7 separate regions of the Mus musculus genome follow, and regions 1, 2, 3, 4, 5 and 6 are each linked to region 7. The links are chromatin loops, found by intact Hi-C in ENCODE. Cell type or tissue: heart. All regions are shown on one strand.

Evidence for each region. Peaks named below come from ENCODE experiments on the same cell type or tissue, not always from the same donor. Only the 100,000 strongest peaks of a DNase experiment are listed, where the experiment ranks them.
Region 1: it touches region 7 in a loop (2.8-fold over the local background); 4 of 42 quality-filtered maps call a loop at or near these places.
Region 2: a loop joins it to region 7, with 4 times the contacts of the local background. A loop is called at or near these places in 2 of 42 quality-filtered maps.
Region 3: a loop joins it to region 7, with 4 times the contacts of the local background. A loop is called at or near these places in 17 of 42 quality-filtered maps.
Region 4: a loop joins it to region 7, with 2.2 times the contacts of the local background. A loop is called at or near these places in 2 of 42 quality-filtered maps.
Region 5: a loop joins it to region 7, with 6 times the contacts of the local background. A loop is called at or near these places in 28 of 42 quality-filtered maps.
Region 6: a loop joins it to region 7, with 2.4 times the contacts of the local background. A loop is called at or near these places in 3 of 42 quality-filtered maps.

Annotation. Positions count from the first base shown.
Region 1 is chr14:62,553,990-62,557,989 of GRCm38, forward strand. Fam124a (family with sequence similarity 124, member A) reads left to right here and starts at 1,748. Exons shown (of 4, transcript NM_001243857.1): 1 at 1,748-1,925. The coding sequence starts at 1,864. In heart, CTCF peaks have their summits at 1,748 (motif pointing right) and 1,961; DNase peaks (open chromatin) are centred at 1,632 and 2,652; H3K4me3 peaks cover 1,882 bases; H3K27ac peaks cover 964 bases; H3K27me3 peaks cover 1,579 bases.
Region 2 is chr14:63,120,457-63,124,456 of GRCm38, forward strand. It overlaps Ctsb (cathepsin B), which reads left to right and starts at 2,006. Exons shown (of 10, transcript NM_007798.3): 1 at 2,006-2,109. In heart, no CTCF peak of the experiment used is centred here; DNase peaks (open chromatin) are centred at 2,025 and 3,465; H3K4me3 peaks cover 2,479 bases; H3K27ac peaks cover 2,455 bases.
Region 3 is chr14:62,936,100-62,940,099 of GRCm38, forward strand. All of the region lies in intron 6 of Wdfy2 (WD repeat and FYVE domain containing 2), which reads left to right. Among named protein-coding and RNA genes, the nearest start is that of Defb48, 46 kb to the right of the region's middle. In heart, CTCF peaks have their summits at 1,892 (motif pointing left) and 3,538 (motif pointing left); a DNase peak (open chromatin) is centred at 742.
Region 4 is chr14:62,973,501-62,977,500 of GRCm38, forward strand. It overlaps the pseudogene Gm21021. Among named protein-coding and RNA genes, the nearest start is that of Defb48, 9.0 kb to the right of the region's middle. In heart, a CTCF peak has its summit at 1,786 (motif pointing left); no DNase peak of the experiment used is centred here; H3K4me3 peaks cover 245 bases.
Region 5 is chr14:62,759,470-62,763,469 of GRCm38, forward strand. It overlaps Ints6 (integrator complex subunit 6), which reads right to left and starts at 1,643. Exons shown (of 19, transcript NM_008715.2): 1 at 1,079-1,643; 2 at 697-774. The coding sequence starts at 1,189. It overlaps 4931440J10Rik (RIKEN cDNA 4931440J10 gene), which reads left to right and starts at 1,032. Exons shown (of 7, transcript NR_045503.1): 1 at 1,032-1,117. In heart, CTCF peaks have their summits at 213 and 466; DNase peaks (open chromatin) are centred at 412, 472, 1,202 and 1,772; H3K4me3 peaks cover 3,251 bases; H3K27ac peaks cover 3,900 bases.
Region 6 is chr14:62,637,550-62,641,549 of GRCm38, forward strand. All of the region lies in intron 1 of Gm52153 (a long non-coding RNA gene), which reads left to right. Among named protein-coding and RNA genes, the nearest start is that of Gm23816, 4.5 kb to the left of the region's middle. In heart, a CTCF peak has its summit at 1,739 (motif pointing right); a DNase peak (open chromatin) is centred at 1,692.
Region 7 is chr14:62,834,948-62,838,947 of GRCm38, forward strand. It overlaps Wdfy2 (WD repeat and FYVE domain containing 2), which reads left to right and starts at 2,743. Exons shown (of 12, transcript NM_175546.4): 1 at 2,743-3,110. The coding sequence starts at 2,974. It overlaps Gm26536 (predicted gene, 26536), which reads right to left and starts at 3,584. Exons shown (of 2, transcript NR_168886.1): 1 at 3,178-3,584; 2 at 1,954-3,073. Mir8098 (microRNA 8098) reads left to right here and starts at 2,774; the gene lies at 2,774-2,910. In heart, CTCF peaks have their summits at 991 (motif pointing left), 2,343 and 2,558; DNase peaks (open chromatin) are centred at 2,524 and 3,524; H3K4me3 peaks cover 2,355 bases; H3K27ac peaks cover 1,857 bases.

The sequences.
Region 1 (4,000 bases), 280 kb before region 7:
AAGTCCCCAGTGACCTACTTCCTCCAGCTACACATGCCACACACATGCACACACTGTCTAATAGTCCAATTAACTATGAATTCATCCAGGGATTGATCCATTGATGAGGGTAGCACCTTTCTGATCCAATCAACTTCCCAAAAAGCCTACCAGCTGCCCACCAAGCTTCAGATGACGTTTTTAGATTCAAAACCACAACACGGTAAATCGGCTTAAATCTTCCTTAAAGAACTATTCCTTTGTTTAAGCTAATGAGCACCAAACTGAATATAACACATCCATTTTTGCTTGTTTGGGGGAAAGAATTTAAGGTTTAGGGAAGGCTATTCAGATTTGGCATAGGCACACTTACCGATATTTTTTTTTCCTGATCGATACTGCATTTCTACTCTGCTTTTGTCTACTGCCCTTCTCTTTTGTGTAATGTGTTTAAAATTAGAGTCCGAAAGCAATGACAAATATGTAAAGTGGGAAGAGCAGGAGAGAGAGAGGGAGAGAGAGAGAGAGAGGGAGGGAGGGAGGGAGGGAGGGAGGGAGGGAGGGAAGGAAGGAAGGAAGGAAGGAAGGAAGGAAGGAAGGAAGGAAGGAAGGAAGGAAGGAAGAGGATTGTTCTTCACAGCTTGTCACACAGAAGTGACACCGCTGTGCCAGTTGAGAGGGCATGCAGGTAGCTAGCCTTCACCTGGGACACTGACAGCTCCCGTAACCAGTACTTGGCATGTAGCAGAACTCACACGCAAACTGTTTTACAGACATGATCTCTTGTAACTCAAAATGGAGGTTCAGGGACGATCACAGACGTGATCTCTTGTAACTCACAACAGACAGAGAAGATAGCAGTAGCCCAATATGCGAAAAAATTAAGGCTCCAGGAGGTTAAATAACTTGTCTGAAAAGAAAAGATGACAGGGTCATAGCTGGTTGGCAGAACATGCTCAAGGTTGCGTCTTCAGCACTACCCTACAAAAGCGAATACGACATACACTTAAGTGCCTTCCACTGCTTCTAATGACAACACCACCAGAATTAAGTCTAAGTTGTTCTTACCCCACCACCGCCGCCGCTCCCAAGTTGCCTCACTGGCTAGAGTGGAAAAATGACTTCCTGCTACTTCAATTATTAACCCATCCTAAGGGATGGCTGGGTTTAACAACGTCAATGTCCATCACCCTCTTGCTGCCAGACCCCTTTGAATGGAAGCACACCCAGGACTCTTCGTGTTATTTTAAGATAGATAACAAAAGAATACATTCTCTAGCAAGTTGGGTCAGTGAGCAAGGCGATAATGAATTCAACGTCTGCAGTTCTGAGAAACACCCACGTGTTTTAACTGGTCCTCAAATGGCGATATCACACTCTGCCCTGGTTGCGCTGGTGGGTGTTTCCCAGTACTGCTCGCAGAATGGGGCTGAAAAAAATCTCTGGGCAAGCCCGGGGACTCCAGACTCTTTACTGTGGACCCAGGGGAGGGCAGCTTTGCTACTAGACTCCATACATGGGGCCCGCACCAGTCACTATAGAACGCACAGCGCTGGCATGCACCAGGCGGGTTGCAAGATAAATACTGCACGCCCACTGCACTCCACGCCCACTGCACTCCTCGCTCATGGAGAGAGTCCATCCCCCGGCACCTCCCGCACTCACGCTCGCGCTCGTGCACACGCGCGCATCCCGTGCACCCGCTCGGATCCTCGCCTGGTGGCACCCGGCGCGCCCGCGCAGCGCCGAGCGGAGGGCGGGGAGGGCGCGGCCGCGAGAGGGCGCGGCGAGCGGCTTCCTCGCGGGGCCGGGTTGTTGCGGAGGCCGGAGACGAGGCTCTCGGAGGGTCCCCGGGGCCGAGGGAGCGCGGACGGCACGCGCGCCATGAACCCGAAGGCGGGCGGTGAGGAAGAGGACTGCGTGGACTCTGGCGCCGAGACCGGAGGGTGAGCTGAGCCCAGCCGGGCGGGGCGGGAGCTCAGTACTTGCGCTCGGGAGCCCGAGCTGGGGAGGCAGTCCTGGGGTTGGGGTGCAGTATCTGCGAGCCAGCGGCATGGTCTGTGGTTGCCTGGGTCAGGGTGGGAAGGGGCGAGAAGAACCCCACCCCGGGCTGCTAGGTGATGGGACCCGAGGTTCAGCGTCGTTCCTCGCAGCCCTGTGGCCCCACGGTGCCAGGTTCAGCCACTATCCCCCTTCACCTAGAGATGCGCCTGCACTTGTTCCAGCCAGGCAACTCTGATAGCTTTGGAGCCCCAGGCTGCTGAGGAGGAAAGCAGGTGGAGAGGGTGGGACACCAGCACAGGAAAAAGACTCCGAAGCCGGCTAGGAGGACTTCATATCTCACTTATACTGTGCTGCTGAGCGGCCTCTCCACCCCGCCAGCCTGGAGTACCCACAGGATGCTGTGATGGGGTCTTGTGTGCTTCAATGGACTCAGTAATTAGCTCCAACCTTTGGAGGCTAATTAGTCCTCTCCCAACAGCAGTTTTCCTGAGTAGGACAAAAGACGGAATGCATTTTCAGAAACCAATGTCCCGTGATGGTCTCCACCCAGCCCATATCTAGAGGATTTTCCTGTGCACAGTCAGCACCACAGCCAGGATACAAGTGCTACCCCAGTAGGAACGTGTGTCTTTTCCTATCTAGAGAAGTCCTGCTAGAGGTCAGGGGCTACCCAGGCTACAGAAGACCTCGGAATTCCTGGAAGGTGGAGAGGTTTCAAACTAATATTAGGATTTGGCAATCTACTGAGAACAGGGAGGGAGGCCAGTTCCAGAATGGACCTATGTTCTGACCTAACCCACGAAAGCGTCCCTCAAGCTCGTCCTGCCTCCCAACCCCACCCCTCCTTGCAGCCTTCTCCACCAGCCCAACCCTAAATCTGGACTGTCATTCTTCCCTACACAGCAGGCTTTCTCTTGTTACCCAACCATGGTAACCGTGACAGAGGAGTAACTTGATTTGATGTCCCCACCCCTGCCCACCATTGCTTTTGCTTCAATTCTGTTGGTGTACAGTTGTCAACTTAGTTTATTTCCTGATATTTTGGTGCTGGAGTTCCAACCTAAGTACAATAGACAAGGATTCTTTCACTAACTCACACTGCCATTATGTATCAACTTTAGTTGACCATCTTTGGCTCTTCTCCCCTCCCCCATGGTTAGTTGAACCATGAATAGAAGAAACAAAGCAAATATTGCCTGCTGTGTTATAGTTGGCATGAAGCAGTCACTGTCCCACTAATTTTCAACTTGAAGGGCTTACCTAAAGCAGATGTTTGCCCAAGGGTCTTGCCTTGGAGAAGAGGAAGTAGCGCTGTCTTTGAGGGGTGTCTTCACCCTAAAAGCCAGACTAGTATGACTACCAGGACACTTGGGATGAGCTAGTTAATATGGGGACACCCGTGCTTCTAGTTCCTACTTGTCATTAAAGAGTGTTGCTGTAACAGGACATTGTTCAAAGAACTCTTATTATGCCACTAGAAAACGTAAATTAATATGTAAGATGATATTATTTTACACAGAAGTTTCAACTTGTGACCATTAACCTTGTGTTTGCTGTTGACCTCTGTGTAGTTTGAATTTTGGTTTCGCTATCAAGAGTGCTGTTAATAGTTGGCTCGTTCTTTCTTTCTGCTGTTTTCCCTCTCTCTTTTCTCCAAGCTGAATATAGAGCACATAAAGCTCACTCACTGAATGTTTGCTACTTGTTGTTGTTGTTGTTGTTGTTGTTGTTGTTGTTGCTGTTGTTGTGTTGTTGGAAACCAGGTCTCATGCATTCCAGGTTGAACTTGAAATCACTAAGTAGCTGATGACAGCCTTAAGCCCTGATCTTCCTGCCTCCCTTCCCAAATACTGGGTTTACAGGCATGCAGCCCATGCCAGGATTTCCTCAGTATGTCCCTCTCCCTTCCCAGTGTTTACAGCTCTTTTGTCTATCAATGGCAGGAATGGGATGTAGCCTTGGGTTGTTAGTTCCTCTCCGCTGGCCACTTCTCCTCAGGTGTTTCTTTGCTCTCTGA
Region 2 (4,000 bases), 290 kb after region 7:
TACTGTGGTTTCCAGGGATCAAAGTGGTATAGGTCATTGGGCTGTGTAGGAAGCACTTTTGCCAGCTGAGCCATCAAACTGATGCTGCGGTCTTGAACTTTGACCTTTCTGCTTCCATCTCATAGTGAGAACCACGATGCCAGGTTTATGGAGGGCTAGGGATGGAACCCAGAACTCTAAGCATACAAGTCAGGATAACTCTACCAGTTGAACTATATTCACAGCCCTGTATGTTGGTCATTTGAGACAGGGTCTCCTGTAGCCCAGGTTGGATTTGAATGTGCTGTGTAGCTCAGATTGACCCTATAGCCCCCAAATTTCCCAAGTGTTAGGACTACGGGTTTATCTCACATGTGACTGCTTATCATTGTTTCGCTTCAGAAGCCTCTCCTTTATTAACACACTGTGATAATGCATGTGTAGCCCTCAGCTCATCTGAGGCGCTATAAAGGAAGGATTTACTACGGTCTATGTGTCCAGGGGGAAGATGATCTATGAAACACTGATGTGCAGGCTGGACTCTGCAGCTGTCTGGACAGGCTGGGGTGAGCAGGCAGTGATATGGGAATATTCTAACATTTTAAAATGAAGCCTTTTTCAGCACCACTGAAGTCAGCCCAAGCCAGGTACTTCTGGGTTCTTGTCTCTCAGTTTTGAGGAAGGAAATTCATGGACCACAGAAGGTGAGTTTTAGGAAGGTGGGAAGGACTGTAGGGAGCTGAAGGGAGAGAAAGAAGGCAAAGGTCTTGAGCAGCCCGTGGGGTCCCTGGAGGGAGTCGGATCCCATCCTGGAGCCCCCCAAAGCCTGGGGGTTAATAGGACTGTAGCCTTTAGTGGGATGGAGGCAGGAAGAAGGTTGAGCTAGCTGGTCAGTCCAGTTTTCATTCCAGGTGTTGAAGTCATTTCAGTTTGGGTCACAGCCTCAGTATGGCTTCCAGGAAAGGTCACTCCTTTGTGGAAAAGACTTGAAGACCCCCTTCCTGGCAGCCAGAGACACTTTTGGCTTAGACACTTAAACATCTCTAGCTCCTGCCAAGGGCCAGGCTCTGGGCATGTCAGAGGACATTTTGGGCTTTTAGCCAAGAAAGGCTGCTCATTTTTGTTTGGACTTTTTACCCTAAAATAAGCAGCCAGTTTCTACCTGTTGTCAGCAGCTGGGACAGCTGGCCTTGGACAGATGGCCATGGACCTGCCTTTCCGCAAGTTTTCTGAGTTCTTCCTGTATTCCACTTAACTGGGGTTCAGTAACTACACTTCCACTCCTGTCCTTAACTGGGAGCCTACCAATAGAACCTTGGAATCCACTAGATCCAAACCTTTCTTATCGTCACAAGCCTGGCTACAAGATACCATGCTGACATGAGGCCATTCCTATATTACAGGATAGACCTAAGGATTGGAGAGATCTGAGGGTGCTCGACCCTGGGGTGGGGGTGGGGGTATGCTATGACCTGTCAGATCAACTAGGTCAGCCAGCTTCTCACTGGCTAGCTTACCACACAAGATGGGGGGAGGTTCATATGGCCTGGCAGGAGTTCTGAATTTCATAACATGCCTTGGACAAAATTCATGGGGTTTTGGTTTCTCTCTTTCTTTTTAAACTAGGGATCGAACCCAGGGCCTTGGGCTTGGTAAGTAAGAGCTCTACTTCTGGGCTACAATCCCAGCCCAGTTCTAGTTTTTGGTTGCTTCCCTTGGTTTGAGTATTTCTACGCCATTATAGTCTGAGCTTCAGAATATAAGGCCAGGAGGCTCCTCCAGACATTTCCAGGTCCCCGAGCCAGCGGGGCCTTCCCGAGGAATGCATGTCACGAAGATGTTGTATCTTCCCAGTGCAGGGTACCTGCAGAGGTCCCTGGAGAGCATCTCTGTGCGAAATGGAAAGAGAGCAGACAAACCACCAGTTTCTTTTGGGTTTAACACAGCTTGCAGAGTCCCGGGATGAAGGGGGAGGGGCCGGCAGGGGCGGGGGCGCGGTCAAGCATCACGTGACGAATCAGCCCCCAGCGGAGGGCGGAGCTGCGCGGGTACTTAGGAGTGCACGGGAGAGGCCAGGAGCGGCTCCGTTTGGCTTGGTGGCTGCAGGCCCAGGCTGTCGCGCTGCGCTCGGTGAGTTTGCCCGGGGCACAGTGGCTCCATGGCGGAAGTCACTTTGGCTGGGGTCGGGGGAGCGGGCTGAGCAGCGGTGGTGGAGACAGGCCCTTCACTTGCCCAGGGCGCAGGCGCGGTTCCTCCGCGGCCCTAGATGCTGCTCGCCCTGGCGGATCGCGGTCTTAGGCTCCCGCAGGCTAGACCGGCAGAGCTCCAGCTTTCACGCTTTAGGGCCGAGCCTGGTGACCCCGCGGTGATCGGCTTCTTTCCAGTGGCCTTGGCGCACTTCAAGGGCGGAGGTGGGGACTTCGGGGAGCTCCGAGGGAGGAGCTTAAAGGGAAGGGTTCAGCTCTGGCCCTTCCAGCTCGCAGATTGCAAGTCTCAGGGGTGCTCAGGGCGAGTATCGACCTGCATCTAGTGCAGGTTTGTGGCTTATTCTAAAGAATCTGCCCCGGGAACTTTTCCACACACAAACCCACGCAGTGCCTGGCACCCTAAAAGACCTGTTCTATTGAGAATGGGAACCTGGTAGTGGGTGGCTGGGGTGGAACCTGCACGAAGAGTTAAACCGAGAAACAGGAAGAGAAGCAGAGCTAAAGGATAGGGGCTCTCCCAGAACCTTTCTCTGGAGGGGAATGGCCAATGTGATGGAGGAAAGGTACTTGCAGGACAGCCTCCTTCAGTCAGGGCCCTGCTAGCCGGGAGAGATAGCATCCTCTCCCAGAGTGCTGGGCGTGCGGACCAAGAGATAGGTAAATTGGACTTGGTCCCCTAGGGCCCAAGAGTAAAGGACTAAAACCCATCCGCACCTTACCTCCACCTAACCAGATCCCCTCACGTGTTTGGGAAGGGAGATAAATTGTGGGATTGAAAGGGAAGTTTAACTCCTTTTAGTGTCTCGGGAAGACTGATCTCCAGGTGCTTCCTGTGAGGGACTGCTGTGGAGGTATGGTCTGCAGTCCCCGGATTCAGAGTAGCATTTGCAAAATGTTGGTGAAGGTGTCATCTTTGTTCGAAGCCGTTCAGGGGACAGTTGTTTCCCATAGGCTCTGGCCATGGTGACCTAAAACTCCAGAGTCCCCAGAGCCATACCAGAGCAAGGCAATCACGGCACTTGGAAGGCTGAGGCAGGAGAATCGCTGTGCATTGGAAACCAGCCTGGGCTATGTAATGGATTCCACAACAGTGGGACTACAGAGGGAAACGGTTTCATTTCTTAATCCCTCCTTCCTTCCTTAAAAAAAAAAAAAACTCATGCTTAAAAGAAGGTGGAGGAAAATGACCTCTGCTCCTTTAAAGCCACGTGACCCAGGCCTACGGGACTGCTAGTGGGGTGGGGCGAGCCGGGCCCACGCCTGTGCTTCACCAGCCCAGGTGCCAGCAGAGATTTCCAGCATTCCCCTTGACGTTGGCCTAAATGTTTTCAGACTAGTCAGGCAGTGGAGGGTTGGCGCTCTTGGCTCCAGGTTGAAACTGTTCCCTGGAGGTGCTGGCTCAGCATTCTAGGCTACGGCCCTTTTATGGTATGGGTAGAAACCTTTAGATATAGGAGTCTCCGGTTGGCCACTGACTTTTGATGTACTGATGTAAGGAAAATATTAGCTATGTGTGAGGTGGAACTCTATGCAGTAGAACTTTTGAAAATCAAAAGGGAAACCAGGAACTTGAGTATGATTGGTGTGAAGGGTTGTGGTGGGGCCTCTAGGTAAGGTGAGGTGTACAAAGGTCTCTATTGCCTTTGCTTAGTTAACATATCCCTGCTCTGGTACTCTGCAGGAGCTGCCTACGGAAGGGTGGGAGAAGGATCAATCTGGAGTCCTTTTGTTGCTTATTTTCCACCCAGCACTGAACATGGTGGAAGTTCTAGGGGTGGAGTTCTGCCTCCCTCGCACTGATATCCAACCCAGAG
Region 3 (4,000 bases), 100 kb after region 7:
GTTCTTACAGGAATGCCATGCCCCCGGCTCCTCCAGAGGTGTCAGCTCCCATTTGCCTTCCAGCCCTTTACCTCTGGTTTGTATCTGTTACCTCATTTGAGGTGCTTTCCCTGAGGTGACCCACGGTCTGCTGGGATGTGTTTAAAACTTTGTCGTGCTTAAAGTTTGACAGCATCTTCCATGGTGGCCGCTTGTCTCTGCCGTTGCTGCCTTCATTCATGTCGTTGGATAGCACACTCTGCCTCCATGCTTGCCTTCTGCCTCTGGCTGTTCTCAGAATCCCTAAGTCTGCCTCAGTTCCCCTTCTCCTGACCCTTTGCTCTGTGGAGTTGATCTCAATGAATGCTCTTGGTCAGAAAGAGAAGCATCGTTGTCCTCAAATCTCTCGCAGTCCGGAGGGAGAGAGACAGGCTGAGCTGCAATGCTGCTGCTGACAGAGGATGGGAAGGAGCACCAGGGCTCCATCCGGGGGAGCTGGTGCTTGACCGGAAATCCTTGGGAATGAGTGAGAGCTGGATTCTTAGGGAAGGAGCAAGAGGGTGCCCAGAAGAACACTGGCACAACCAGGGCACAGAGATCAAAGAGCCTTTGCTGAGTGCTGGCACTGCTGCTCACCCCTCTGAGGACACACCTGTCTGTCTGAAGGAAGACTGGACCCAGTTGTGGCAAGGTAGCCAGTAAGAAAGCCATAGTCACTTTAGATCCTAAGGCTTATCCTGGACTTACTTAGCTGTCCTTGAAAAAACAATGAGTTTGAAGCCAAGAAACAGTCATCCAATCCCCAGGAGCGGGAGTTGCAACATCCTGGTCTTTAAAAGCAGCTTACACTCTTAGCTGCTCCATCTCCCCAGCTCCAGAAACCATGTCTTAAAATGGGCTTTTCCTGTAGGGGAGGGGAATAGATAGATTGCAGATAAAATGTAGGATGTTGAAAAATCATCGCAGTGGGGACTATGAGTGTACCTCAGTGGGTAGGGTATTTGCCTAGTGTCGGTGAGGCCTGGAGCAGGGGGTTGCAGGAAGGATATGCCTGGTAACTAGCCAGATTTGATTTAGGCAGAATTGGCCTCTGTAGAAGCCACTTGGGTCCCCTGAGTTCTTATTGCTGAGTCCACGGGGTGAGCAGCTGTTTCTAACCACCATGGTTTTGGCTAGATATGGCCGAGAGTTGTGTTTTATGCATGCTTGCTCTTATGTGCTACTTGGGTATTGGGTCTTCACCTTTCTCGTAGTTTGAAGCAGTCTCATCTCATTTTTATCATGAAGTATCTTTGAGGCAGATAGCATGGCTCAGGAAGGTTGTTATCTCACGTGAGAGCAAATGTAGCAGTCAAGGTGCTTCGTACAGAAGGGAGCTGCACCAGTTGGCACAGCACAGCTACCTTGAAGGCTCAGTTTACAGGGTTAAGCTCTTCCTGTGTAGGGGCCTCCTCTTCTGTGCCTGTGCAGTCCCAGATTTGGCCAGATACCAATCCTAGAAGAGGCTTTTAAATAACGATCAAACAGAGACCAAAGTAAGATCCATTAGGGTAAGGAGGTGTCTCTTCCATCCGTGTCTCAGGAGGTCCTCGGTGTCTGTAGATGGGGCCATTGTCATTCACCCCAACATTCTTCTTCGTGCGGAGCCATGGCCATTTGCTCCATGGTTTTCTTTTCTTTCAGGGCAGCCCTGAGCATTGTTCCCATTGTTCTCCTTCATGGGGAGCCCTGGCCTTGGATCTGTTGTTCTGACTGATGAGGAGCGCTGGCCATTGGCTCCGTGTGTTCTCTACTGGGGTAGAAAGTCAACTGGGAATGTGGACTGGGGCACGATCAGCCCACCTCTACAGCAATATCAGTGGAGATCTGGGGAAGGAATTTTGTGTTCTTAGCCCCCTCTGCTGGTTTTGTTTTGTTTTTCCTGGAGCTAAAAGTCAAATATCAGGATTCTTTTTTAAAGTAGTTTCTTGATACACACTTCTACTAAAAACCTCTAAATTTGAGCTGAACAAATCGGTAAATCCTATTTTGACCACTGTAAGTTTGACCATCAGCAACATCTTCTTTATTTGTGTAATTTAGCTTTGTAAGGTAAGGTCTTACTGTACAGCTCAGGCTAGTCTCAAACTCATAGCAATGCTCTTGCCTCTGCCTCCCAAGTGTGCTGGAATTACTGGTGTGAACCACCACGCCCAATCCAAGAAGTGCTCTGATGAACATGGACAAATGAGAAACAGGAGGGTTTGAATTTAATCCATCAAAGCCTTCTGGTCACAGGTTCAGTCCTATTTACTCACTGTTAAGGAGAATCCAAAGGAATAGTGTTGACTACAATAAAAGCAACTGAGCAAGCCAAGAAATTCCTATGTGAATGTGTGTCTTCAAACTGTTACATTGAGAACTTTAGCTTTAGCTAAATGGGCACTTGCACCCATCTTTCTGTGAGGTCTGACTCTGTGTGTAGATTGCCCCTGAGCTGACCAGCATCAGCTTGCTCTCTGAGGTCAGTAAAAGAAGTGTAATCCTTACCTTTACTCCCCTTCAGACCAACCTGGAATCCCATCAGACAAACAGTTGCGGATAATTCATCAAGATTATGTGGGCGGAAGTGCCGTGAAGCCCTGATACAGCCCATGGGCTGCTTGCAAGCAGTAAGGGAGCCTCTTTAGTGCAGTCGGAGAGAAGCTTGCAGGGCAGTGGAGTTAATGGCACCTAAAGGAGTGGAGGTGGATCGGGTCTTAACCACTGGAGATGGCTCAGCAGTTAAGAGCGCTGACTGCTCTTCCAGAGGACCCAGGTTCAATCCCCAGCCATCTGTAACTCTACTTCCAAGAGATCCAATGCCCTCTTCTGGGCTTTATAGGCATCAGGCATGCACATGGTGTATATGCAGACAAAACACCCACACATACATTTAATAAATTTAAACAGGAAGAGAGGGGCCCCTAGAAGGGGAGTTCACAAGTTCTCCTCAATTCAGCCTGGAGTGTAATGTACTGACTTTGATGAATTTTTTTTTTTTTAATTTAAGAAGCACTGTGGTCTGAGTACTGGCTCAGGCCCTCTGTAAGCTAATTATTAGCCTGCCCAACTTACTGTGAGGAAGTTACCTGTCACGCTTTGGCAAAGGCAGACCCAGCAGCTTCTAACTCTGAGTTCAGTTTTGCAAGGCTTTTGTATATGTCTCAAAAATATTACCAAAACAAGCATTTTGGTAACAGGTATCAGGTTTCTAAAACCATTTAGCCTCTGGCCCAGTTCTACATTTGCCATTCTTGTCTATGAAACAATAAAAATGTGGAGCAAGGGGTGGCATTACATAGCTACCCAGGAGGCTACAGCAGGGGAGTTACTTAGCCAGAGCTGGAGGCCAGCATGAGCCCTGTTGTTAAAAAAAAATAATAATAATAGTAAAGAAAGGCCAGAGAGATGTCTACACAGCAGCTAAGCCTGCTGCTCTCGAAGAGGACTAGAGCTGGAATCTCAGCACTCGCAGTAAGAGGCCTATGACACCTGTAACTTCATCTTCAGGAATCTGGCACCCCCTTGTGGCCCCCACAGGCACCTGCATGAAGGTACTCACGTACATTGTAAAAGATGAAAAAAATGAAAAAATATGGATAGCTATTAAAATGCTTATTTTAGCAAATTTATAATATTCAGTTTAATATAAACAAATGTAAATATTCAGATAGCATTTAGGTAAATCCAGTAAGTAAGCAATAATGCAACATGCATGCATGGTATAGGATATGACTCCACCAGTAACAATTATATTCATAAAACATGTGTAACATGGGCTGGAGAGATGGCTCAGGGGTTAAGAGCACTGACTGCTCTTCCAAGGCCCTGAGTTCAATTCCCAGCAACCACGTGGTGGCTCAAAACCATCAGTAAGGGGTTCTGATGCCCTCTTCTGGTGTATCTGAAGACAGCTACAGTGTACTTATATAAATAAAAATAAATCTTTTTAAAAATCTGTGTAACACAGATTTTACCATTTTAACCCTTGCGGTGTTTT
Region 4 (4,000 bases), 140 kb after region 7:
TTTTAAACAATTCATATATATATATATGTATATATGTTCAATATATTTCCACTATACATATACCATTTACTAAACATATATTTATACATATATATATATAAACATATATGTGTGTGTATATATGTGTGTGTTTAGATAGATAGATAGATAGATAGATAGATAGATAATATATTACCATTTACCAAAAACAAAAGCAAATTTACATACTAGCGAGATGGGCATCCTTGTTCATTTTTAAGTGAAGAATTAAATCTTGGCTAAATGTTTGATACTGTAGGACACACTATCTTTTGCAAACTACATGCTGTCTCGGGAGCTCTCTCAGAGCTTCTGTTGCCACAGAGGTTACATGTGTGTGCTATGGACGCTCACATGATCCAGAGTCTCCTCCACTCCAGGGAAGTCACCCCGGACTCACTCACTCACTCGTGTTGACTTCTGCCTTCCACAAGCACAAGCAGGAAGATGCACACGAGTTTCTGAATGTCAGGCACGCACCCTGCCTGCCTGGGGACCAGCGTCTGAGGGTAGCACCCTGGGCCATGAGCTGATATTTGGAGGTTCCTAAAGATCTCAGATCAAGTATCTCCTCTGCCAGGGCACCTGGGGTACCTTTGACCCCTTCCTGGACGTCCCCCTGGATATCAAGGTGGTGCAGAGTGTGGACGAAGCCTTAGAGGGTTTACTGAAGGTGAAAGATTCTTTGGCGAGCAGGGGAGACCACACTACGCAGACCTACCACTGTGGCAGTTGTGCAGGCTCCCAAGACCCTGACTGCACAAACTGTGTTGAAGGTTTCCTGCTGGTGTTGAATTGACTTTCAGATTTCACAGGTGACAAAGTAGACAGGGAAGTGAGCTACCCTAAGTCCCTTGAGTGTATACATGTCTCAGCCTAATAAAGGATCACTTGTGTGTGCCCTCAATGTTGTGGCGATCCATGTCAGTGCTACTTGTCCCAAAGAACATTACCTCTGTTATGTCAAAGCTGGCAATGGCCAGTGGTATAAGATGGGTAATATAAGATGTGACTTCTGTCCTGAGGCAGCCTGCCCGGGTGCTTTTTATGCATACAGAAGACTGATCTCTAAAAAAGACAGTCTCCATGACCCGTAGGCAAAGCAAACAGGGCTCTTACCAAGTTTGGGAAGTCTGGCAGAGAGCACTCAGCAGGATCCTGCATGGGAACTGAAGATGCTCAAGAGAATACAGCAGCCAAAAGAAATCCCCTAACAGGGGAACTCAGTTGCTCAAAGCCTGCGCTGGACCTCAGGATAATTGAACCCACTCTACCAGCCGATACAGTTGCGATTCACCAGTTCAGACACAATTCCTGGTTCAGAGTGAACCAGGGGAAGAACTGTCCTGACAAGAACAATTACCCCCGTCCCAATTCTGCCAGGCTCCTGTCTGCTCTGGACGGGGAAACAAAGAGTTAAGCAAGGAGAGCAAGCAAGGGCAGAGGCTTCTAGCTGATTACTAACGTTCAGTCTACTAGCTGACCCCGGGTACTGTGGACACACAGGGAAATCTGAGGATGCCCCGAGAAGAAATGGATTTGCCCACCAGGAAGAACAAAATGTCTCACCCTTCAGGAGGTCTCCATTCATCTGCTGTGTCCTTGTCTGCCACCTCCACCACGCCTGCTCCCACCCCCTCCAGGGCCCCCAGCTGAAACCCCGAGAACAGACAATTCGGATGTGGAAGAAACTGCCTAGGGTCCTAATAAAAGTTGAACCCCAGAAAGTTCCTGGATTCTTGGGAGAAGCCTGCAGCGCCCTCTGCTGGAACTCACTGGCTTTGAGCAAGGTAGACAATAACTCACTGCCCACAGCAAAAGCACTTTTATAGTTATTTCCTGTAAAAAATTTTCTCTTGGGTTTTCTGTAGAGCATGCATTGTAGGGACTTTTTGGTTCACTGTGCTTGAGATGCGATTCTTTTGACCAAATAAATCCTGTTACTTGACACTTTATCAGTCTTTCATTTTGTCTCTAAAGCAAATTGACATTGAATATTAATCAAAGTTGTAGTAACACTGGCCTTGTAGATTCTATTTAAGTAGGTATGTTTCTGAGACTTGAATTTCAGTGAGTGAAAGCTTACCTGTTATTAATAATTTATAAGACGAGTAAGAGAATCTAAGAGTTTTACTTTAGAGAATGCCAGTCTTGGAAAAGCAGGACACAGGTATGATGCTGTGAAGCAGACGTGGGAAAAATGTGGGTGTAAAAGAGGGAAGAAGGGAGTGTGGAGATGCCATGGAGGGGCCATTCAGGGCTTGAGAGCATGGGCTGCTCTTCCGAAGGACACAAGTTTAATTTTTCAGCACGTACACTGTACTTCCCAACCTTCTGTAGCTCCAGTTCCAGGGGAGCATTCCAACTCCCTCTTCTGGCCTCTGCAAGCACTGGCTACACATGATGCACAGACGTAAAAGCAAGCAATGCCCAAACACAAATAAGCAAGCAAACAAACAAACATAAATAAATGCAGGGACTAGAGAGACTGCTCAGCGGTTAAGCTCACTGGTTGTCTTATAGCAGTCCCAGGATCAGTTCCTAGCATAGATTCATGCCTAGTATTCTAGCGCTAGCTGACTACCCACAGCTAGATGAAGTGACATATGTAGTCCTTTACAAATACCCTTCTGCTGGGCTGGAGACGCAGCTCATCGGTTAAAAGCACTGGCTGCTCCAGAGGTCCTGAGTTCAATTCCCAGCACCAATGCGGGAGAGCCCAGTCCATTGTGGATGGCGCCATCCCTAGGCTGTGGTCCTGGGTTCTATAAGAAAGCAGGCTGAACAAACCATGGTGAGCAAGCCAGTAAGCAGCGCCCTTCCATGGCCTCTGCATCAGCTCCTGCCTCCAGGTTCCTGCCCTGGTTGAGTTCTGTCTTGACTTCCCTTCAATGATGAACAATGCTTTGGAAATGTAAGCCAAATAAACCCTTCCCTCCACAACTAGCCTTTTGGTTTTGCTGTTTGGTCACAGCAATAGAAACTCTAAGAGAGCTAAGAACTTCCCTTTTGAATTGATTAATGAAGCTGTCCCAGGCAGCGGTGGTGCAGACTTTCAATCCAGCACTTGAGAGGCAAAGGCAAGTGGATCTCTGTGAGTTTGAGGCCATCCTGGTCCACAGACTGAGTTTCAGACAGCCCAAGATACACAGAGAAACTTATCTCACTCCCCCCACTCCAAAGGAAGCTGTAAGATTTTCAGCCTCTTCTCTTAGCTTTCAGAGGTTCTCCCTCCGTCCTGTCACCCCCTACTTTCTTTCTTTGTTTTCATATGTTTCTGATTAATTCTCATGAACTTAAAGTATTGTTCCAAGCTATTTTCTTCTAACCTTACTCCAGTTCTCTCCTCTCTCCTGTCTCCCAGGATTATTCTCTCCACTCTTACATGATCTGCAAATTCTTGGTGTCCTGTCTTTTAATTTAATTTATTGGCTCTGTCTGTGAGAATTTGTCTGTTTTATAATTTTTTTCCTTCATTGTTGCCAGTTGTGAATCTGTTGAGTTTCTATTACAGTTTTTAATGTGGATTGGTTTTTTTGAGACTGGGTTTTTCCATGTGGCCCTGGCTGTCCTGAAACTCACTCTGTAGTTCAAGGTGGCCCCAAACTCAGAAATCCACCTTCTTCTGCCACCCAAGTGCTGGGATTAAAGACGTGTGCCACCACTGCCTGACCTGGAAACAGCAGGTTTTAAATGATTTTTATTTTTATTTTATAGGTATTTTGTGTTTAGCTTCATGGACATATGTTTACCAAGTACGTGTCCAGTGCTGTAGAGTCAGAGGAGGGTGTTGGGTCCCCTGGAAATGGAGTTAGAGATGGCTGTAAGAGAACATGGCTGTGCTGGGAACCAAACTCAGGTCCTCTGGAAGAGCAGCAGTTGTTTTTTGTTTTTTGTTTTGTTTTGGTTTTGGTTTTTTTGTTGTTTCTAGCTCAAAAATAGTTTCTTGTATTTAAATATTTTATTTAAATTTTGAAATGTC
Region 5 (4,000 bases), 75 kb before region 7:
TTCACTTTTGCTTGATATGGCTTGGGGAATGTGTTATAACTGTTGTCTCTGGTGAGGAAACTCTTCCAAAGGTGGCCAAGAATGAACCTGCTTGCCCTACACCTTTTGTTAAGTTAACAACCGTCTTAATACTTTAATAACTTCACTGGGAAATTTGCTAACATAACATCCTCCAAATTGTGTGCAAGGGACGGGTGTTGCGACGGTGCTAGTGGGAGGCAGATGGCAGCAGGACTTCTTAAGTTGACCACAGCTGTCCCACCGATCGGTGGCCTTCCTAGTTCCACTCTGTGATGACCAAGTCTCGAAGCCCCCCTCCAGGCTTCCCTGCCAGCTTTGGCTGATTCCCTTTTAATGCAAACCCGGGCTAGGCAAGGCTGGGCCCCGCTGTCACTCGGGCTAACTTGAATAAATATCCCCCACAGTTCATTGCTGCCGCTCACGCCGCGGAGGGGAAATGTCGGCCATGTTGATCGTAGCGCCTCCGCCGCCAGGCCGAGCAGGACCCGGAGGGGACGGCGGTGGGCCAGAAACTGCCACCTCGCTGACGCTCCCGGGCTGGGGAGGGGTGGGAGGCCGCGGGGAAGGGACCTGGAGGCGGGAGCGGCCGTGGGGGAGGGGAGCATAATGAAGAGGGGGCGGGGAGGGCGAGCTAGGCAGGATCAGGGAAGGGAGGGGGAGGGCGAGGGCTGTTACCTTGATAGCATAGGGCGGCTCTTCGAAAGTGACCAGCATATACCTGTCTCCTCTGCTGGCAGGGTCCCGGGCACGGAGCTGCGGGCCAGGGTGGGGACGGGCGGGAGAGAGGGAAACACAGAGGCGAGGTTACCAGTCGCAGAAGGGTCGCTGGCCGCCCCCACAGTACCGCACACGCAGGGCCGTCCCTCCGCCGCCCCCCGCACCCACAGCAGCCCCACATGGGCCAGGCCCAGCAGAGCCCGCTCCCAGCGCCCGCCCGCCCGCGCGGTGGGGGAGGGGTCCCCGCGCCCGCGGAGCCCGCAGTAAACCCGCTGCCCCCCGCCCTGCCCCCCGCGGGCCACCGGGTCCGGGTCACCACCGGGGCTGGGTTAGTCGGTACCTTCATGAAGGTCTCTACCGCGCCTTTGGCCGTGTCCAGGTAGGTGGTGCCCAGATGGCTGCGCTGGTTCATAGAGGCAGACGTGTCTATCAGGAACAGTAAGATGGGCATAGTGCTGGCCGGGGACACCGGGGCCCGAGGTGGTGAAGAGATGGCAGAGGTGGAAGCACCGGCGGCGGCGGCGGCAACCGCCGATACGCGGGGCGGGGAACGCGGCCCCCGGGAGGAAAACACCAGCTATGGGGAGTTTCTCCCCCGATAGTTGAGAGGAAACTCCCCAGCCCAGGTCCTCCCGGCCGTACCCCCGCCTCCGGCCTGCCTGCCCGCTGGGGCGGCCGCGCGGCCGTCTGTCCGTCCGTCCCCCCCGGCCTGGGGGTCCCGTCCCCACTCCCGGACCCTGTGTGTGTCCCCGCGGGAGACGGGCCCAGTTCCCCACCCCACCCCCAGTGCAGGGAGTGGGGACCAGGGATCTGGCGAAGAGGGGAGTGGGCTGAGGGGAGATTGGCCCTGGGGCTGTTGAGAGAAGTTTGAGAGACTCCCTCCGCACCCCAGCGGTGTCACCACTTTCTCAGCCCCTCTCGCTACTGAAGCGCTTTTCTCTCTCACACTCCGGTTTTAACTCGGGCAGGGGCTACGTAGGCTCCGCCCCTGACACGTACTCGGGTCATGTGATCCACAGGCCCACTGCCCTATTGGCTGGTCCTTACAGCCTCATTAGCATATTCAAACAGCTCAGGGGCGGGGGAAGCCTGCAGGCCGACCGAGAGGACAGTTATTGAGCACGCGCGGAGGCGGGGCAGCGGGTGCACGCTAGAGCCAGCGCGCAAGGGGCGGCGGGCGGCCCGAAGCCCGCAGCCGGGAGGCGGGCTTCGGGAAGGGGCGGGGACAGGCCGCGGAAGCACCGCGGGTTGGGGCGGGGACTGCGTCGGCGCGCGGAGGGCGGGCAGCGGCCCTAGGCGTGTGTGTCAAGGCGGCCGGCCTTTTGGCTGTGCGCGGTGACAGGGTCGGGAGAAGGGAAGTGGAAGCCGCCCCCAACCTGTGGGTGAGGGCCCTGCGTCGCGATTTGAGAACGCAGGGCCAAGAAGGGTGAACGGACGAAGAATACGGGAGCGCGCAGGCCCACGCGGCTGCAGCAGGCCGGGCCTTGGGGCGGCCCGGAGGGGGCGGGGGAGGGGAAGTGAGAGGTTGTTTATGACCTGGTATTAATCCCCGCCGGTCTTTCGGCTCCGGCTCTAGCCGGTCAGAGGATCCACCGAAAAGGAAGCCAGCCCTGGAGTGCCTCACCCAACCCTGCAAACCCGAAGCGGAACTCAGATGTGGACTAGTAAAGCAACTGTCCTCTCCAACCTAGTTCTCTCTTCAAATCGTGTTAAGGCACTAGACTAGATTAAGAAATGAAAGGGGGGCCTTCCAAATCCTAATCCACTGCCCTCGTTTTAAAAGTGAAAAGGGATGACCACGTTGCGCAGGTGACCCAGAGAATAGATAGGTTCCTGGGAAACCCGCCTCTCAAGTCTTTGCCAGTGTTGTGTCGGAAAACATTCTCAACCCCTGTCATATTAAGTCTTCAGTCTGCACCTGCAAGTCCGGAGAATTGTTCTCAAATGTAGTTGGGAAACTGCAAGACCCGCTGCCTGAAATATGAGTTGAATTCGGAACATTGAGGCCTTTTAAGAGTCGGTATTTGTAGGGCTTCTCCCACTGGCCCTGCATTTCCGGATTTTCTCTGCTGAAATTCTGGCCTGCTGGGCATCTGTAGTGACATGCTTGTGGCGCTTTTTTAAAATCAGGCTTTGTTGTTTGGGCTTTTCCTAATATTTCAAAAACAAAAGCCTCAGAACGTTGTTTAACTTATTATCAGTAAATAGTAGCATACTGTTCTATGGGAATAAACCATAGTACAGGCATGAGTTTATTAGAGAGTAAGACTATTAACTGATTAAATAACAACCAGGATGTGCTGCAGGCTAGTTATGCCTGGGGCTGGTAGAAATTAATATATGAATTGTGGTCCCTGTCTTCAAAGAGTTTGCAGTATTCGAAGAAAATATAAAAACGTTGAAAATCAGAAAATGATTATTGTAATTCGGGAAGAAAAAAACAATCCCTTAAATGGAGGGTGATAGGAATAGTTTCCAAGGTTTGTGTTTGTTGCTTAAGACTTCAGATCTCAAGAAGATCCTAATAAGAGATCAGTGACAATACAGAGTTGTTTTTGCAGCTCTGACATTTTTCTTTCCGTGTTAGTGCATAATTTTCAGAGAATTCGTCTCCCTTCTGGCCATGGCCTCTCAAATGTGTGTGAGTCCTGCCTGTCTGAAAACAGGCCATAATAATGTCTACTTCCTGTGTATTGTGGAATAGTATGAGCCCAATATGAGTTAAAGAAGCAACAGCAGCTGCTAGTGAAAAGAAAAAAGAGAAGAGAAAAATCAGGGCACTAAAAATGTGAAGAAAGCTTTGCTGATAGTCACAGCTAGGCAGAGGTACCAGCCAGCAAGGTTATCAGGCCCAGATAGCAGAATGCCTTTAGTCCAGAGAAAGAAATTTCCTCCTCCATATTAGGTTAGTTCTGATGGCGAGGAGGGAGGCTAAACCAAAACCATGTTTGAAGGAAATCAGATGAGTCTGATGATATAACATACTCCCATAATTAATATATCTTTTACAGTTATTTGAGATCATTTTCCAATTAAACCATGGCAGTTATTCCCTGAATCAGTGGTGTTGGCAGGTTGTCATCTAGGGTTGTTATGGACATGTGTGGTGAAGTTGCAGGTTAAATGCAAAGATCAGGAGAGACAAATCTTGAGAACTCACCTGGAGCAAATAACCAGAACCCATGCTTGTGATAGCACTGAAGACCAAAGATCAGATTTTCAGCCAGAAAGCTCAGAAGTTCTATATGACAAGGCCATTAAG
Region 6 (4,000 bases), 200 kb before region 7:
GCCTTACCTCACAAGGTCTTCCTCTCCTCACTGGCACTACCACTGCTCTCAAGTACATCAGCACGCTTCCTTTGGCTCCCCCACCCCACCCCACCCCACCCCTGCATATACTCCAAGCAAAGGAAGCAATAAAGTCTGAGAGGACCCAGATCCCATATTCTCTCCAGGGAGAAATGTCTCACTGATAGTTCCCTCAGAATTCACACATCTCAGAGTTAATCTCTCCTTCCCATCTGCCTACCTCATCCTTCCTTCCAGCTTCCCCCATGCCTGTCACAGGCTGCTGGAAGCATACATCTTTTCTGCTAGTTAATGAATTCCTTAGGAATCCTACATTGCATCTCACTCCTGTTAGGAGCTCTAAAAATGTACTACACTGAGCTGCTTTGCCTTGAAAACGTTACAGGAGAAGCAGATGCACACATTTCCATGACATGAGAAAGTTAGGGAGCCTGGGACCGCTACCACATTTCCATTTAAACAGTGTGGCAGTTTCTGGGAGGGATTTGAGCTCTGGAGGACTACACTTGACAAATCCATAAATTCAGGCTTGCTACTTCAGCTGTTGGCAGCTATTAAATTTTCATTCTGTCCTGTGTGCCTCCAGTTGCCAGAGCACCGTCTCCAGATGAATTCCCTGGGCATCCGGGTTCATTTGTTTAGGTCATTGCTGATTTAAGGAAAGTGAGTGGGGCTGAAGCAGCTTTTCACAGCTGTGAGTCACAGCTGTGGCTCCCTGGGGTGCCGAAATAACAGTGCTGTGTGCTAATCCAATCTGTGCGTTTCCTGGGGCTGTCATTACTGCAAAATGAGGTAAACTCGGTGGCTTAAATGCTCTAAGGAAGCTGTAGTGCATGCAGCTGGAAATGAGGCAAAAGCATCTCGAGACAGTAATGATGAGTTACGATCAGAAAGGAAGACATCCCCAGCAGCCGAAGGAGTGTATCATAATCACTGTGGATGCTACCACAAACAGACTGTATACGCGTGTATACTGTGTGCTCATATTCATATATGCATAGATAAAATATAATACATGCTACAGCCACTAAAGACATACCACACACACACTCATACACTCACACTGCATATATGTATACAAAATACATGCTCTTGTCATAATATTTACTCTCTAGATACAAATATGTGTACCTTAGTCCCTACATATACTAATAAAAATTCTATACATATACATGTATTCATATGTATATACAGACTATAAATAATTAATACGACCATTAACATATCTCCTCCCTGATATTCCGCAGTCTATCACCAAATGATACTTCAGTACCTCAAGTGTCACAATGGGCCCACATCAAGTTCATGCACAGACCTTTTTCTTGATAGCCTACCCAACAGTGATGAGAAACAGGTTCTTATGACACCATCAAATGTGACAAATCACAGTGACACTCATTGTGGGTGTATTTATAACAAGCTCTCTTTGATATAGCAATGTGTCTACTGAAGCCCTAATTAATGCCCAGAACCTCAGAATATAACCTCATGGGCAGAGAAAGCTTTTAGAGAGCTAAAGACCCTAAAAACAGGGCATTAGGAGAGGCAAGTCCAATATGACCGCTGTCTTACTAGAAGAGACTGGGCATTTGCTGAGAAACGACCATATGACATAGGGAAAAGACATCATTTGCCAGCTAAACAAAGTACACTGAGAACACACGCCCTGCCAACACTGCAGTCCAGCCTCCAGGCTGGGATTCCAGCCTCCAGAAGAGGGAGATATGTTCCTGCTGTTTGAGCCACCACTCTGCAATGCTGTTAGACGGCTACAGGGGGTTTCCTGCCCACAACACCGAAACTATAAAGTTGAGGGCAATGAGGTTTTCAGTCTTCAAAAATTGTAAAAAAGACAAAAATCAGAGACCAGAACAAGGTCTGACCCCGTCCTTGATGGGCCACATGACCTGGCCTCAACTACTGAGCCTCAAGGACCTCATTCGCTTCAGAGAAGTAGGAGTGCCTTCTGGTAGGGTTGCTATGGAAATAAAACTGAATCGTGTACAGAAAAAAAAAAGTGTCTAACAAAGTAGCCAGCATGTAGCAGATATGCTTTTTAAAAAATAAGAAATCAGTCAGGCCAAACCCCGACACTTAGAAGGCAGAGGCGGGAGAATCTTGAGTTTGAAGACTGCCCGAGCCTTTTTGTCTCAAAACAATCAGAAGACATGGGGATGTGTGGGCCAACAAGCAGCACAACTCTAGGCTCAGGGTGCATGTCACCAGTGGCAGGAACTGGCGTTAGCATGCCACCAGTGGCAGAAACTGACTTTAGCATGTCACCAGTGCAGGTAGTGGCTTTAGCATGCCACCAATGGCAGGTACTGGCTTTAGCATGTCACCAATGTTGAGTACTGGCTTTTGGTCAGCATCAAAACTTTCTGAAATAAACAACTGATAGAGAGTAAGTGTTTCTTTGGTCCATTTGGTTCCTTTAGGAGGCTCCAGCCTGTGCTCTGCTGGGGGATGGGGTGGGAAAGGGGAGAATCCTTCATCACCTTCAGGCCTCCCATAAGAGTGCAGGGTGGCAGTAACAGCAGCCACATTGTAGAGCAAGCATCTCCCCTCATGGCTAGGAAGCTAAAGAGCAGGAAAGAGGGGACAAGAGACCACGGTCTCTTTAGGGGCACACCCTAATGACCTACATACCTCTTAGAGAGCCCCATCTCCTAAAAATTATACCACCTACTGGTAGCATCACTCTGGATGTCTAGGTGGCATTCAAGACCCAAATGTTACCAAAAGTTATGAAAATTGGCAGAGGCTATTGATGTTGTCTCCCCTGAACCTCCCAGCAATGGTAGACCTTTGTTCCCTTAGTCTTATAGGTAAGCAACTGGGAGGTTCATAGAAGTCAGGAAAAAGGTAGCTCCAGCCCTCTCAGCCAGTAAGAGAGACCAGTCCTGTCTCTTGTCCCAAGGCCTGGCCCCAAGGCTCGTGTACTTAACCTTGGCAGCACACTGTGTCCTGAGCCAACAAGAGCTCCTGCCAGCAACACTGCAGGGGATGCTCTGCAGCAGCAGTTGGATTGACAGCTTGGCCTTTTTGAAGAAGTGTGACTGACAATCCCAGCATCTTTGGATGAGGCTCTTCAACCGCAAATAAAAATGGCACCACTCGTCTTTCCTCCAGAAGGGCATGTCTGCTGGGGTCACCCTTGGGAGTGCAGGTGCATTTTTGAGCTTGGCAGAGATGATTGGCTGACCTGGAGAATCACCGAGAAAACCGCAGCTGTCTCACCTTGCTCTGAGGCAGGGGAACACAGCCACATCTCAGAGATGACAAGAAAAAGGCAACGGAGGTGTAGACTGCTGGGAGACATCCCTTCACCATCTAGCGCTTGATTGTGTGCTAGTCAAAACAGTTTTGTTCTATTTTTAAACACTGTTGAAATGAAGACTAAATTAATGTGGACTCAGATTTGAATGGGAAGAAAGGCACCAAAATCCATAATAAACTGACAGGCCGATTAATGTATCTGAACAGAGGAAGGAAACCATAGAAACAGACTGGAGATCATGTGGACTTCATTCATAGCATGGAGAAAGCAACTAAAATCTTCATGCAGAAATTAATTAGCTGTATAAGGCACCCAGAATGTGAGATGCTCTAGCGCTCTTCTACATCCCAAGGAAGAGGAAGTCATTGCCTCCTAACGAACAAGAATTTTTAGAATTCATGATGAGCAGGTCTTGTAATATTGTCACACACTCACTGAAGGGTGGGCACTATGACAGAATCAGGCCCAGTGGGGCTTCTTTTTGCTTCTCTGTCTATGCTCCATATCAGCCTGGGTGTGCTTGCATTACACCTTGGGAACAAGCAGCCCTGCTGGATGCTAAAGCCAGCATACCTAGCCATTGTCTAAGCTGGTGGATTGGGAACTGGACTTAAATGCATATTATAATTTTGGGTAGAAATAATGCCAAGTCTACTTAATATCAAAATATGAGGGGTTATTTTGGAAGGACAATCTGGG
Region 7 (4,000 bases):
CTTTGCCTTGAGAGAAAGGTGTTGCCTCCACCCTCTTTTCTTTAATTTCTTCCAATTCCTTCTGTCTTTCTCTCATTCTGTGTAACGGTTCTTTACTAGATACAGGGACATTCCTCTAAAACATCTTCATCTCTTCCTCCTCCTTTTATAACTATTTTATAACTAGGATCATCCGCCCATAACTTAGAGGTGGAGAAGACAGGGCTTAAGCAGTTTCAGCAATTTGCTTCAGGGCACCTTGTGAAGTCCTCACGCACCATCTCATTCCTTTGGTGTGAAACACCAATTCCTTTACCTCCACAGCCCTTTGTATCTTTCCTCAGTTGCCACAGATTTGGCCCTTGCTCCTAAATTCCTTCTTGAATTTAGGTTGGTGTACAGCTAGCCATTACTTAACTTCTATTTATGACTGACCCACTACCTCTGTGGGTCTCAGAATGCTGTATGCAGCTGAATTTCTGGGTATTTCATCATTTCATCAGATGACTCCGAGGCCCCAGGTCCCCACCCAGTCTTTTTTTTTGGGGGGGGGGAGGGGGTTCGAGACAGAGTTTCTTTGTGTAGCCCTGTCCTGGAACTCACTCTGTAGACCAGGCTGGTCTTGAACTCAGAAATCCGCCTGCCTCTGCCTCCCAAGTGCTGGGATCAAAGGTGTGTGCCACCACTGCCCGGCCCACCCAGTCTTTTATTACCAGTTTTGCTTGTGGAATGTGCCAGAAAAAAAATACATACTGTTTGTTACTAAAATGGTTTGTGGAGTCTCCTGTGACCCTGGCTTTCTTTGTCTGACAGACACCCTTTCATAATTGGCCATCAAAGACTGAGAAGTTGATCTAAAAGAAGTCATTTTAATCCAGTTATTAAAAATAGCCTTGGGGGCTGGAGAGATGGCTCAGCGGTTAAGAGCACTGACTGCTCTTCTGAAGGTCCTGAGTTCAAATCCCAGAAACCACATGGTGGCTCACAATTATCTGTGGTGAGATCGGATGCCCTCTTCTGGTCTGTCTGAAGATAGCTACAGTGTACTTACATATAATAAGTAAATAAATCTTTAAAAGAAAAAGACGTTTATTTAAAAAAAAATAGCCTTGGTAGTAGGTTATAAAAGATGGTTTAGCAACTAAGATTACTTGTTAGAGGACCTGGGTTTAAATCCAAGCACCCATATTGTAGCTCACAATAGGTTGTAAATACAGTTTCAGGGGGTCCACTTCTTCTGACCTTGCTGGGCTCCCGCACACATGCGGTACACATATTGGCACTCAGGCACACACACACACACACACACACACACACACACACACACACACAAACACAAACACACTATAAAATAAAGAAAAAATAGTTCTCTTGGGCCTGTAGAGATGACTTAGCAGTTAAGAGAACTGGACACTCTTCCAGAACTACATTTGACTCACAGCACCCACTTAGAGCTCACAACTTTCCATAACTCCAGTTCCAGGGATCCAGGCACACACCTGGCGAACAGACATACATGAACGGAAGACAGCCTTCTGACTGCTTTATTCCTTTCTCTCTCAATTCTGTACAAACACTAGTCTGATTATTTCACGTAAGTGGAATCATAAAATAAACGGTCCTCTATGATTAGTTCCTTTCATTTAGCATTTTGCTTTCAAGGTTCGCCTTGCTTTGCTATGCTAATGGAAATCACAGATATCTAGTACCCCACCGTTTCTTTTGGACCTGACAGTAGCAATGTTTATCCTTTGAAGCAATACTACATTCCCCCCCCCCCAAAAGAGACTGTTTTACATCCCCACCTGAATTGTAAAGGAGTTCCAATTTCCCCATAGCCCAGTCAACATTTTATTCTCCTTATTACAGTCATTCTATATTATATTGTGATTGTATTTATTAACTGTCCGTTGTCACTGGAAAAGCAAAAATGTTCAATTGCTAGGGATTGGAAACAAGACTGGACAAAAAGACTTAGGTTCAAGTGTGAGTCCTTTATTCATAATACAAAGAGAAGATTGATACCATGATCTCTAAACTCCCTCAAAGAAGCTTGTATGAGAGTCTCTTCTTCCTCTACCCTCATATCTCACTAAAACCGGTGGCAGTGTGACCCCGAGAGAAGTCTTGCTCAGCAGGGCTTGCTCTTTAGTTCTCCCTCTTAGATACTACACTATTTCTGCCTCTGACTTGGGCAATAACCCACAGAAGGCGCAGAGTTTCGTTTGCCCACATCTCTCCTGGGCTGAGAAGTGGGCGTTACTGCTTTCTAGAACAAGGACGTCGAGGATGGAGGAAACTACAACCCCCAAGAGTCCACGCGGTGCTGGCAAGAGCCGTTTCTCTACGGCCGACAGCACAGCGCCCTCTCCGGTGTGTTATTGTTAAAACTTAGCGGTGAGTCATCTGCGCGCATGCACACTCACGTCCCAACTAGTTTAGCCTCTATCCTTCCTGCAGGCGCTTTTCCGGTGCGGCTGACGTAGGCTTTTCCCCGCCCCCAGAGTCTGGAGAGGGTGGGGCTCTGGGCACGCGCATTCACAGATTTTTTTTTTTATGAGGGAGGGGACAAAGCTTTGGGTGTGGAAGGGAAAGTAAAGGACTGCGGGGCGCATGCGTCCTGACAGCACTGCGGGCCTCGGTTACTTACGGGCGGCGGGGCGGAAGTGGCTCCTGGACTGACGCACGCGCATTGGCTGCTAGTGCCCATCCTCCGGAAGTGGGTTGGCCGCCTTGCGACAGGGCCCCGCCCCGCCCCGCCCCCTGCTCCCCGCCCCCTACTCTCTTAGGTGGCGCCGGCTTGCGGCTAGTGTGGCGGCGGTGTTGGTTTTGGAAGCCAGAGCGGGCACATTCCCTGGACAGGCGGCAGGGCTATGGTCGCTGGCTCCCAAAGGCCCGCTCCGCTTCGCAGCCCGATCCTGAGCGCAAGCCTGAGCGTTCTCTTCAGCCAAGTCCCCCGGCGCGTTCGGCTGCTCCCCGGGCGCGCCCCCTCCGATGGCGGCGGAGATCCAGCCCCAGCCACTGACCCGCAAGCCGATCCTGCTGCAGCGGGTCGAGGGGTCGCAGGAGGTGGTCAACATGGCGGTGATTGTACCTAAAGAAGAGGGTGTCATCAGCGTCTCGGAGGACAGGTACTGACTGCTTGTCCCCGTGCCGCGCGGAGGTCCGGCCCTGGCTTGGTGGGAGGGTAGACCGCACCTACTGGTTCAGTTCCCAGCGCGGTGGCCTTGGCCTCAGCAACTGGTCCCTGGCGGAGTCCGAGTGGCCCTTGGGTTAACAGTGCAGGAGACACCAGACCTGGTCCAGTTTTGGGGATGGGAAGGGCAGAGGGAGAAGCCGCCCAGCTTTGCAGGTGTTTTAGCTTAAAGGACCCTCCATGCACCGGGATGATTTGGAGGCGCTGCTAGTTGGTCCATTGTTTGGTTACCCAAACGAGAAAGGGAACGTATTTTCTTTCTTCTATACGGTTCACCGAATCTGTGTATCTCCAGGACATCTTTCACCGAACCCAAGGACTTATTAAATTGTGAAGAGAGTAACTTTGGGCTTCTGCGTGTGGCGCCTTCCTTTCCTAAAAGTTTATGTCTTGGAGCTCAAGGGGAAGTGACTGGAAGTTGCAAGGGATCACTTTTGCAGACAACTGCTTGAGTTCCTTCCCTTTGCCTACTTCCTTTCCAAGATTGCTTAATTAGCAGAAGTAGCTCTGGTTCTGCCTTCAGGATTCCCCTTTTGCGCTGTGTTTTTGATTTCCAGAGGAATGCCGCTTGAATATAGGGGATAGGGTAAGATATCTGAAATTACTATTTGGGTAATATCTACAAGCATTTTAAAATCAGTTGTAGCGTGGCAGAGGTATGTAACTGTCTGGGTTCTTAGCTTCAGACAGGCAGTTAGGTTTTCTTATTATAAGTTAGTATCATGCCGAGGTAGAGTTATTCTGTGACTCTTAAAATTGCAAAGATAAAGCAAAAAGTGCTCACTTAAAAAAAAATCGTTTCAGCACCTAATGTAAATTCAAACA